Regions from separate parts of the Homo sapiens genome. Here region 2 is linked to region 1. Evidence: chromatin loops called from intact Hi-C (ENCODE). Cell type or tissue: dorsolateral prefrontal cortex. All regions are shown on one strand. Links, peaks and the distances in the headings refer to the core of each region. The heading gives the core; the rest is flanking DNA. Region 1 has its middle 38 kb from the start of ADGRD1. Region 2 overlaps ADGRD1 (adhesion G protein-coupled receptor D1).

The links. A loop is a pair of places that touch in the nucleus more often than their neighbours do. Peaks named below come from ENCODE experiments on the same cell type or tissue, not always from the same donor. Only the 100,000 strongest peaks of a DNase experiment are listed, where the experiment ranks them.
Region 2: it touches region 1 in a loop (6-fold over the local background); 75 of 110 quality-filtered maps call a loop at or near these places.

Annotation. Positions count from the first base shown.
Region 1 is chr12:130,913,062-130,918,433 of GRCh38, forward strand. No RefSeq gene overlaps it. Among named protein-coding and RNA genes, the nearest start is that of ADGRD1, 38 kb to the right of the region's middle. In dorsolateral prefrontal cortex, for the core only: CTCF peaks have their summits at 3,319 and 3,522; DNase peaks (open chromatin) are centred at 3,310 and 3,720; H3K4me3 peaks cover 1,157 bases.
Region 2 is chr12:131,129,384-131,134,755 of GRCh38, forward strand. ADGRD1 (adhesion G protein-coupled receptor D1) reads left to right here. Exons shown (of 25, transcript NM_198827.5): 21 at 2,342-2,433. Among named protein-coding and RNA genes, the nearest start is that of LINC01257, 33 kb to the right of the region's middle. RefSeq lists an enhancer at 2,771-3,403. In dorsolateral prefrontal cortex, for the core only: CTCF peaks have their summits at 3,210 (motif pointing left) and 3,414; a DNase peak (open chromatin) is centred at 3,198; H3K4me3 peaks cover 444 bases; H3K27ac peaks cover 2,907 bases.

The DNA of each region.
Region 1 (5,372 bases), core at 252-5,251:
GGGTTCAAGCAATTTTGCCTCAGCATCCCAAGTAGCTGGGAGTACAGGCGCCCGCAACCACGCCCGGCTAATTTTTGTATTTTTAGTAGAGACAGGGTTTCACCATATCGGCCAGGCTGGGTCTCAAACTCCTGACCTTGTGATCCGCCCTCCTTGGCCTCCCAAAGTGCTGGGATTACAGTTGTGAGCCACCGCACCTGGCCCCTTTTTTTTTTTTTTTTTTTTTTTTTTTTTTTTTTTTTTACAAAATATATTTTTTGGTCATGTGGAATAAAAAGTTGGAAAAATTGGAAATCAATAAAAAAAACTCAGCAAAATCTCTAAGTATTTGGAAACTCAATAACACATGTCTACCCATAAGTCAAAAAAGGAACCAAAAGAAAAATTAGCATTTTGAAGTAAATGAGAATGAAAACACAGCATGTCAAAACTTATGAGATGAGTTAAAGTGGCTTTAGGGGGAAATTTATAGCATTACATTCTTAGAGGGAAAGTTATAGCACTGAACATCAATATTTGAGTAAAATTCTTAAAATATTAGCAAATCCAAATTAACATATATATAAAGGATAATACATCATGAGCAAGTAGGCATTACCCCAGAAATGTAAGATTAACTTGACATTTAAAAATTAATCAATATAATTAAACATATCAGGAGCTACATTACACGATCATCTCAATAGAAGCCTAGTGAGCATTTGACAGACTTCAACATCCATTTCTGATTAAAACTGTCTGCAAACTATAATTAGAAGGTAGCTTCCCCATCATAATGAAAGAAATCTATGGAAAATTTACAGTTAATATATATTTATACTTAAGCAGCTAAAAAGACTTTCTCCTATGATCAGGGCAAGGCACGGGTGAGTGCCTGTTCTCATTGTGTCTACTCGATGTTGTCTGGAGGTGCAGTGCAATGTGCAATTGCTCTTGCAATAAGGCAAGAAAAAGAAATAAAAGGGAACTGGATTGGGAAGGAAAGTGTAAAGGCATTATTTATTTGCAGATGGTATATTGTATATGTAGAAAATTCTATATGATCTACAAAAAAGCTGCTATAATTGAAAAGTGGGCCAGGCACGGTGGATCACACCTGTAATCCCAGCACTTTGGGAGGCCGAGGTGGGCAGATTGCCTGAGCTCAGGAGTTCAAGGCCAGCCTGGGTAACACAGTGAAACCCTATCTCTGCTAAAATACAAAAAAGTAGCTGGGTATGGTGGCATGCACCTGTAATCCTAGATACTGGGGAGGCTGAGGCAGGAGAATCATTGGAACCCAGGAGGCAGAAGTTGCAGTGAGCTGAGATCGCACCACTGCATTCCAGCCTGGGTGACAGAGCAAGACTCTGTCTCAAAAAAAAAAAAAAAAAAGGATATAAAATCTATATACAACATGTATTGAATTTCTGTAATCATAATGAACAAGCAGAAATTGAAATAGAAATATAACTTACAAAGGCATAAAAATGATGTAGACACAAAAGATGTAAAGGACACTGCACTACAACCCACTACTAAGAGAAAGAAGGTCTAAATGAATGGGCCATAGACTGTGCTCTTGGTCTGAAAGTTTCAGTATTATTATGATGTCAATTCTCCCCAAATTGATCTATCAATTCAATGCCATTCCAATAAAAATCTCAGCAGATTTTGAAGAAATTGACATGGCGATTATAAAATTTAAATGGTAGTACAAAGGACCTAGAAGAACCAAAACAACTTAGAAAAAGATCAGTACAGTTGGTAGACTTACATTACCCGACTTTAGAATTACTACAAAGTTATCATAATTAAGACAGTGTGGTATTGGCATAAAGACAGGCAAAAAGATCAATGGAACAGAGTAGAGAGTCCAGAAATGAACTCATAGGCATATGGTTAATTGATTTTTGGCAAAGCTGCAAAAGAAATTCAACGGAGAAAAGATAATCTTTCCAACAAATTATGCTGTAGAAATTGGACATCCATAGGCAGAAAAAGCAAGCCTCAATTAATATTTTGTATCATCTATAAAATTAACTCAAAAAAGGTAATAGAATTAGCTGTAACACCTAAAACTGCTAAAATTCAGGAAGACAACATAGGAGAAAATCTTTGTTATCTTGGGTGAGGTAAATAATTCCTAGATATGACACAAGTATGATCTATAAATAAAAAAAGATTATAAATTGTACTTTATCAAAATCAAGAATTTCTTCTCTTCAAATGATGCTAAGAGAATGAAAATGTATGTATATCCCAGAATGGGCAAAAATACTTGAAAGTCACATATCTGATACAGGACTTGTATCCAGAATATACCAGAACTCTTCAAACTCAAGAAGAAAAACATGCAACCACTTTTTTTTTTTTTTTTTTTTTTTTTTTTTTTTTGAGGCAGAGTCTCCCTCAGTGGCCCAGGCTGGAGTGCAGAGGCTCGATCTCGGCTCACTGCAAGCTCCGCCTCCTGGGTTCACGCCATTCTCCTGCCTCAGCCTCCCGAGTAGCTGGGATTACAGGCCGCCGCCACCGCGCCCAGCTACTTTTTTTGCATGTTTTTAGTAGAGACGGGGTTTCACCGTGTTAGCCAGGATGGTCACGATTTCCTCACCTCGTGATCCGCCCGCCTCGGCCTCCCAAAGTGCTGGGATTACAGGCGTGAGCCACCGCGCCCGGCCCATGCAACCACATTTTTAAAATGCATAATTTCCTTCTTTTTTAATTTTTGAAATGGGGTCTTGCTCTGTCACCCAGGCTGGAGTGCAGTGGTGTGATCATAGCTCACTACAGTCTCGACCTCCTGAGCTCAAACCATCCTCCTGCTTCAGCCTCCTGAGTAACCGGGACTACGGGCACGTGCCACCATGCTTGGTTAATTTTTATTTTTTAATTTTTTGTAGAGATGGGGTCTTACTATGTTGCCTAGGCTGGTTTCAAACTCCTGGTCTCAAGACGACCTTGGCCTCCCACGGCGCCGGGATTACAGGTGTGAGCCAACATGCCTTGCCCAAAATGCGTAATTGTCTTTTTATTTGTATTTGTTCATTCGATACATATTTATTGGTCACCTGTGCCAAACCCTTTCTAGACGCTCAGTGATTCTTGGTAAACCAAGCAAGAGGTCCCTGTCCTCTGGGACTTGTTTGTGGGGCACACAGATATTTGCTGTCCAGCTGAAATATGTGCTATGGGGTAGGGCGCCTGACTGTCTAATGCACCTCCGCATCCCCGGCACGCAGGACCCGGCCGGGCTGCCGCCTCTCAGAATCGCTGTGCAATTGGCGATTGCGACATTCATGGAATAAATTCCCCTTCGCGACACATGGGGACGCTCACGCTCCACGCTGTGGCCACACTCTTACGCGCCTTTGTTCAAATGGTCCGCGGTAATCACCCCTCCAGCTCACCTTCTCAAAAAGGGGACGTGGATGAGGCTCTCATGATTAATGATCGCAGTACGGATTTGTAACTTATTACGGAAGAAAAGCCACATCAAGCAGGTGTCGTTTGGAACAAGAGAGATTCGGCTGCCTAAGCAGTACCAAAGGACGGTGTCCTTTTCTGGGTCACATTTTAATTTTCTTTTCAGGTCTTGCAGAACAGCGATTAGTTCATTGCTAATGAAATCCTTAAGTGCTTCAGAGCATTACAACTTAGGGGAGGAAAGACTGGTGTGTCTTCTGAGACGCCCTGAGCAGCACAGACGACTAGAAATGCGTTTACGCTCGGCTGCTTGGGCTGATTGCCTTTGCAAAGAGGCACATGAAACCGCAGATATCTGCATGCACAGCCAGCAAAGGAATCGTAGAAATAACAACGTTATTGGGAAGTCATATTTTAAGCCGAGGCAGACGCTGTGCCACTGAATACCTAGGGTAGTTCAGATGCACCTAATATCCAGGTTTTTAGGGGAACTAATACGTGTGTGTGGAGCTGTGTCTTGAAATAATTCAATGTTCTAAGCCTCAGTGAAATCGTGTCTCTGGAAGGTCAATCATTGAAGGTATAACGTAAACACTCAAGAAAACAGGGAGACTTTGTGGCAGCTCTTAACGTCGTGACGCCAGCTGCAGTAGCTCTGTCAATTGTGGGGGCATCAGATAAATCAATTTAAGCTGGAAAAGTCCTTTGAGGTATCCAGGTGGTTCGTAAGGCCACATAAGTCTGTCAAATATCATCGCTTTAGAGATTTCTGAGATTTCAGAGGATATCAGGTCTTGATGCTTGGAAAGAGGCAATCGGCAAGATTTTAGCAAAGGGACTCTGAGACAAAAGCCACAGGTTTTTGTTCGTCCATGCATGCTTTCCTCAGTTTCACTGTGCAGCACCTCTCAAACTTTCATGAGAAATTTGGGGTGCCCTGGCACTCTGTGTTTTTCTAACCGGCTCCCGGCCGACACTGAGGCTAGTGGTTCTTGAACCACGCGTCGGTATTAGGGTGCTGTGCAGTACGTAGCTCGAGGAAGGCACTTCCACAGAAGGCAGTAGCCTACCTCCACCCTGTTTACCACCTGCAGGATTCATCTCATCTCTTCACTCAAGAAAATTGGGCAGCCCTGTGCGGGAGGCCTGACTTGCACTAGCGGCTGGAGACAAAGGGTGAGTCAGACTCAGCTTGGTACCTCTCCTGTTGAGGCTTATTATTTTAGTTTGGGAGACAAGCACAGAGACTGGTAATTCCTAACTTTTAAATGCTGTCAGCGAGGAAGCGCAGCGGGCAGCTGTGAACGTGTCTAACGGGGGCTGTGAGCTTCAGAAGTCGGGGAAGTGCTGAGGTTCAAGGAAGAACCGGGGTTCATTGGCCAAGAGAGCCACAGGTGGGGTGGGGTGGATCATATTCCAGGGAAAGGGGGCGTGTGTGCAAAGCCTCTGAGGCAGGAGGGATGCGGGCTTTTGGAGGACCCGGCTGGTCTGTGTGGTTGGAACATGGTGGGCACACGCTGGGTGAGCGTGGAGTATCTGGAGGTGAGGCTAGCGTTGGTGGGATCCTGGTAATCCCGCTAGGACACCGGGTCATCCTCCGTCATTAGATGATGGTAAAGATAGTGGATATCAGGGGAAAGTGGGGACTGACGGCTCCCCTTTTCACGATAAGGGTGGCGTGTTTCCATTTGACGAACGGACCCCCTTACTAAGTACCTGTTAGCGCAGGTGACACCCACCTGCTCCGCGAGCTCAGTAGACACCCATCTCCACGAGGGGGGCAGCAGAGCAGAACGCTGAGGCTCGGAGTCTGAACCTTGAGAAAGATTTCGTCGTGGAATTCTAGAATTGATAGTTCTGCATCTAGACATATTCTAGACATCTAGACATATTCTAGATGTCTCGATAGAAGCTGTGCGCTAACAGCGGCCCACACGCGCCTGCTCACTTCAGGGGTCCTGTTTCAG
Region 2 (5,372 bases), core at 179-5,178, 220 kb after region 1:
GAGTGACAGGCCCGCCCTGCTGTCTGGGTGTGAGTGACAGGCCCGCCCTGCTGTCTGGGTGTGACAGGCCCGCCCTGCTGTCTGGGTGTGAGTGACAGCCCCGCCCTGCTGTCTGGGTGTGAGTGACAGCCCCGCCCTGCTGTCTCGGTGTGGACGTTCAGGTTGTTTCCAATCTTGTTACAGATGAGGCCCCCGCCTGTGTCAGTGGGTGAGGTACCCGGAATAGAAATCCCTCAAGGGAAAGGGGCAGGAGTTGCAGAATGGCAGAGTCAGGACCTGGGGAAATCTCCACTCCCAAAACAAGGAAAGAACTGGAAGAATTGTTTTGAAAAAATAGTCGGAATTCTAGAAACAAAGGCATGCACACTAAAAGCATTTATTCAAGAAAAACTTCTGAATCTCAGTAAGAGCAGGCAGGGTCTGTGGCAGTTTGACTTGGGGCACCTTCCATCTCCACCTCCCTCTCTGTGTGATGCTGTAGCCACCACTGGAGGCACGAAAGTGCTTCCCAGGCAGATGGCCAAGGCCAGCCTGCCCCGAGGGCATGGGCCGCACTCACACATCAGTGACCATCAGCCATCTGCAATTGAAATCCCCACTCGAAGTAATAACTGCACATTAGTCACGCGTTTGTCACTGTCCTAGTTGAATCATCACTGCATTTGAAAACCACTGACCTGTCATCCACGCTGCTCCCGCTTGCTGCTCCTAGTTGAGTGTGGCTTTCTTCTCGTCGTTACACAGTGAGGTTGGCTGGGGGGCATCAGCGTTTCTGGACATGCTCTTTGTGCAGACACCATGCTGGGTGGCTAATGTGTTGACTTCTTTTCCCTTCCCTGGCCTTTGGACACTTCTGTTATTAGCCTCACTTTACAGATGGGAAAATAAGGGCAACTAAGGTGCATCCGACTGTCAGCTGAGCTGGGCGTGAGCTGAGCTTCCAGGTGTTGAGGTGGTCAGTGAAGACAGGAGCCGAGGAGGGAACAGTTGGGGTGCTCACTGCCACAATAGTGTCCTAAGGGGCTAGGCAGGAGGGGGCGGCCCCACCACGCACCACTCTCTCCCAAAGAACAGCACCAGGAGGGTCTGAAGCCTCCGTGCAGACAGGGCCGGTCTCCTGCTGAGAGAGCCCTGGGCGGAGGGCTCCTGCTGATTCATGGGCTCGGGAGCTGCGCGAGGAGGAAGGGGAAGGGCTCACAGTGGAAAAGTCCTGGGCACAGAAGGTGGCTTCAAGGCCCCTAGGGTGAGGCGGGCTCAGCAGTTGCTTCAGAAAGGCCTGGCGCGGGCACCTAGGCGAGGGGTGCAGGTGTGCGGAACAGCGATGCTGGCCCATCCCGTGCGGGGGAAGAGCGAGGCCGGCCCATCCCGTGCGGGGGGAGAGCGAAGCTGGCCATCCCGTGCGGGGCCCCAGTGGCTGCCCTCCGACTGCAGCTCCCTTCAGAGACTGCCAGGCTCTGGCCGCGCCCAGGCTGGCGTGGGGACAGCAGCTGCCCTGTGAGGCCGGCGAGGTAGAGCCCTGTTCATTGCCTGAAAGTTCGAGCCTGAGAGTTCACACAGAGGACTTTATCCTGGAACTGGACTCCTTGCTGACTCTGTACACGGCCTCAGAATTTTTCAGACACAAGGGAGAAGGCTAACCCTCACCCTAACCCCGCAGCCAGAGGACACTAGGGGGTTCTTCCCCATGCTGTGCCTGCCTCGCCAGCCTCCTACTGAGGGAGCTGCCCAGGTGAGGGGCAGGTTGTGCTGAAGCCTCTGCCGGGGCCCCTCAGTGCCCCGCCCAGCCCCATAGGTCCCAACAGGAGCCTTCCAGCAGTTTCCCAGCAAGGAGGGGTGCTGGCAGGAGATGATGCCCCTCTGCCGCAGCTTCTGTGGCTCGCACAGCCGCAGGCCTGGGCCGGGGCGGGAGATGAGAGCCAGCTCCTGTGCCGGGGCCTGGCACATTGAGCAGTCGTTTGCACAGTGGGCACTATCCTTCTCATCACCTGGGGCACTGAGGCTCCGAGGACCTGGGTGAGTTGCCCAGGGTCACACTAACGAAGCAAATGCTAAGATGAGGTCTGGCCCAGGCTCATGCCCTCATGCCCGGATGTGTTCCTGGGACTAGAACTCGTCTCTGCTGTCTTCTCAGTGCAGGTGCTCTCAGAGGCAAGCTTGCATGTTGTGTGTGTTGGTAAAAGCCCACGGAACAGGGTGAGATTTGTCCCAGTGATGCCCCTGTGTCCCAGGAGCCCTGGCTGGGCAGGGGTAGCCTGTGGTGAGGGCAGTGGCCAGGCGGACGCAGCTCTCCTGCAGGTGCAGCCCAGGCCCCCCTCACCTTCCTCCATGGTTTCTTGTGCAGGTCAACATTGGCATCCTCATCGCTGTGACCAGAGTCATCTCACAGATCAGCGCCGACAACTACAAGATCCATGGAGACCCCAGTGCCTTCAAGTAAGTTGACCTCAGGCTGCCAGCAGTGCCACGGCCCTTCTGCCCCCAGAGGATGCTTTGAGGTCACAGGAGAGATAGCCACTCCTGCCTCCTGTGGCCGGCACCAAAGTCCTCCACTTGCTCCGTGTCCCTGCCATCTCAGGGCAGCTCTGGTTTCACGCCCTCGCTTGGCTCTCGTGACCCAGGACAGGGCCTTTACCCAGCCCCAGAGCTCCCATGTGTAGAAGAACGGAGTCTACGGAGTTCTCCTAGGGATTTCTTCACCCCAGGGTGATGAGCAGCTGGGGGGCGGCAACGGGGAAGATTCTAGAGCCAGAAAGCCCCTGCCAGTCCCGCATCTGCCCTGGCCATCTGCTGGGCTCAGCGAGTTTAGCCCCTCAGCACCTCGCCTTCCTCACGTGCAGAACGGGATGATAACAGGTTCCCCCTCAGCTGGCACATCAGGGAAGGTGCAAGGGAGAGCAGTGTCCTGGTGTGCTCTGGGCTGCCCCGCCTGGAGAAGGGGCGGGGTCTCTGGGAGGGATTCCAGCCACACAACTCACTGCCATCGGGGGTGTCCTGACCTGCATCTCTTACGGCCCAGCCGATTGCAGGTGACAGAAATCCCAGCATGCACTGGCCTAAGCAGAAGGGGGACTCACTGACGCAGCTGACTGTGAAGTCCGGAGCTCAGAAGCCCTGGCGTTGCAGGAATTCTTTGGCAGTTGCAGCACCGGGCCCAGCTCGCCTTCGCATCCTTAGTGTTGGCTTCAGGCCGAGGTCGACTCTGCCCCCTGGTGGCCGAATGGCTGCGGCAGGGGTTCAGGCCCACGGGGGAGTCCCTGTCCCACCTGCTGAGACGGAGGCCTGCGCCTGGAGGACGATGGGGACTCAGGCTGGACCTGTGCCCTCCCTGAGCCAGACCCTGTAGAGGGGGATTCACTCATATGACCGTGTGACTGTTCAGTTAGCACCCCCAAACCACAGGGCTGAAAGCTGGGGAGGCTGTCCCTCGCAGGGAATTCAGGGGCTTTGTGAAAAGCAGGGCGTGGGTACCAGGCAGCTGACATTCTGTACTGTTACTTCAGCCACCGCGTATCTGTTCTGATGTGAAAGCAAAAGTGGCAAATATGTCAGCAGCGAATCTATGAGAGAATTAGTCTGTAATGAATTCCAAACACCATAAATTAACCTGACAAGAGGCTGCAGCCTCCTTGGGCTGTTCAGCTCCTGGAAACCTTCAAGGGTTGTGCCCCGTGCGAGAAGAGATGCTCGTGGGGTCAGAGATCACGTCCTTTCCTCTTCCATTGCTGAGACCAGGATGGTCTCCTGGACCTCTCATGGCCTGGCTGGGGAGGGACCTGTCCCTTCCTCACCCCAGCCCTCAGCTCCCCAGGCCCTCACCTCAGCGTTCAGGGTCAGCCAGTCTGTTGCCAGCTTGTCTCCAGCAAAAGCTCACAATCCCCTGTCTGAGCCCCATGAGGCCACTACTTCCACTGTCACCAGAACACCCCTGTGCACCTGCCCCGCACCTGTGCACCGCCTTCCATCTCTACCCCACTGCGCCCCATCCTCCCATCAGTGCCCACCCAGGAAGCAGCTTCTGTCCACTGCCTTTGCTTCTCCATGGAAATGTCCTCCAAGCGACAGGCTGGCACTGTGTCTGCAGCTCTTGTGAAGGCTCGAGGTAGCGTGCCCCGGGAGAGCATGCCCAGGTCTTTGCAGGGCACAGCTGAAGGCATTGCCCATCCTTCCCACCTGCGTCTGCACCTGGCAGCCCAGGGATGCGTCCCTTCCGGGGAGGTGCAGGCAGGCATCTCTGGGGACAGACCGCTCTGGGTCCCTCTCCATTGTGCAACCCAGCACATTTCCCAATGCCTTCAGCTCCTCTCCTTTGGGCGGCCAGGTCTGCCCCTCAGGGATGCTTCCTCACAATCTTCTTAGTGTGGATTGTGTAACACTTGACTCCCAGGGCTGAGGAAGCACAGCCAGGGAGCAGGCGCCAGGCAGGAAGAGGCAGTCACTGCATCGTGAGGAAGCTTCCCCAGCACCTTGCTATTCTTCATCCTCTGGTTTTATTCTAGTGATTTTCTTAGTGCCAAGCAGCCCAGTACTCAGTGAATAACAAGATAAGATTCTTCCTCAGGGGCCCTCCACAGGGTTGGCTTTCACTTCCCTGCCACCCCCCTACCCCAAGAAAAGTGGAGAATAGAATAAGTGAGGTCTGAGCAGGGGGAGAAGCCTGGCTTTCACTTTTTAAAAAAGTCTCTGTTTATTGATTGTGATTCCAGACTCCTGAAAAAGAAGCAGAGAATGGTCAGGTTTTACAAGTGGGACCCTGGGGGCGGGGGCGTGAGGGTGAGACCCCCACAGAAGTGCACCCACGAGCAGGTGGGCTGTGGGGCCTGGAGACTCAGGGCCTGAGCCCCCTAGGCCAGGGCCAACCTTGGGGGAGCAGAAGGGGGTCATAGATCAGAGAGGAAAGCACACCCCCTGCCTAGAGCCTCCTTCAGATCCAGGGACCCCTCTTCTTCTGCTTTTGACCAGGGACACTGACAGCTCTGGCCGTGTTGAGAGTCCGCAGAGCTTCAGCTCAGCGTCTTCCCCCAAGATCTTCTTCTATTGTTCATTTTAAGAAAAGTCAAACCATCACTTTAAAAGTAGCACATTTTGGTACTTATTTCTCAGTGATTGATCCTTTCAGATACGGTTTCCCGGGACCTAAAGATTGTAGCTGAATAATGCATGATATTGTTGTTTCCCAGAAACAGGTGTTTTATTTTTATTGCATTAGCATTATGAGAACAAGCTGGCTGCGGCTTCTCTGAGAGCTGAAGTGCTGGAACACTTCTGGGTTTTACAGGCACCGGTTGCCCGGAGCTGTCAGTGCCAGGCTCTTGGTCTCTTGACAAGGAAGCTCATTATGGCCGCATCTCACCTCCTCCGGGGAGGTGCCAGAT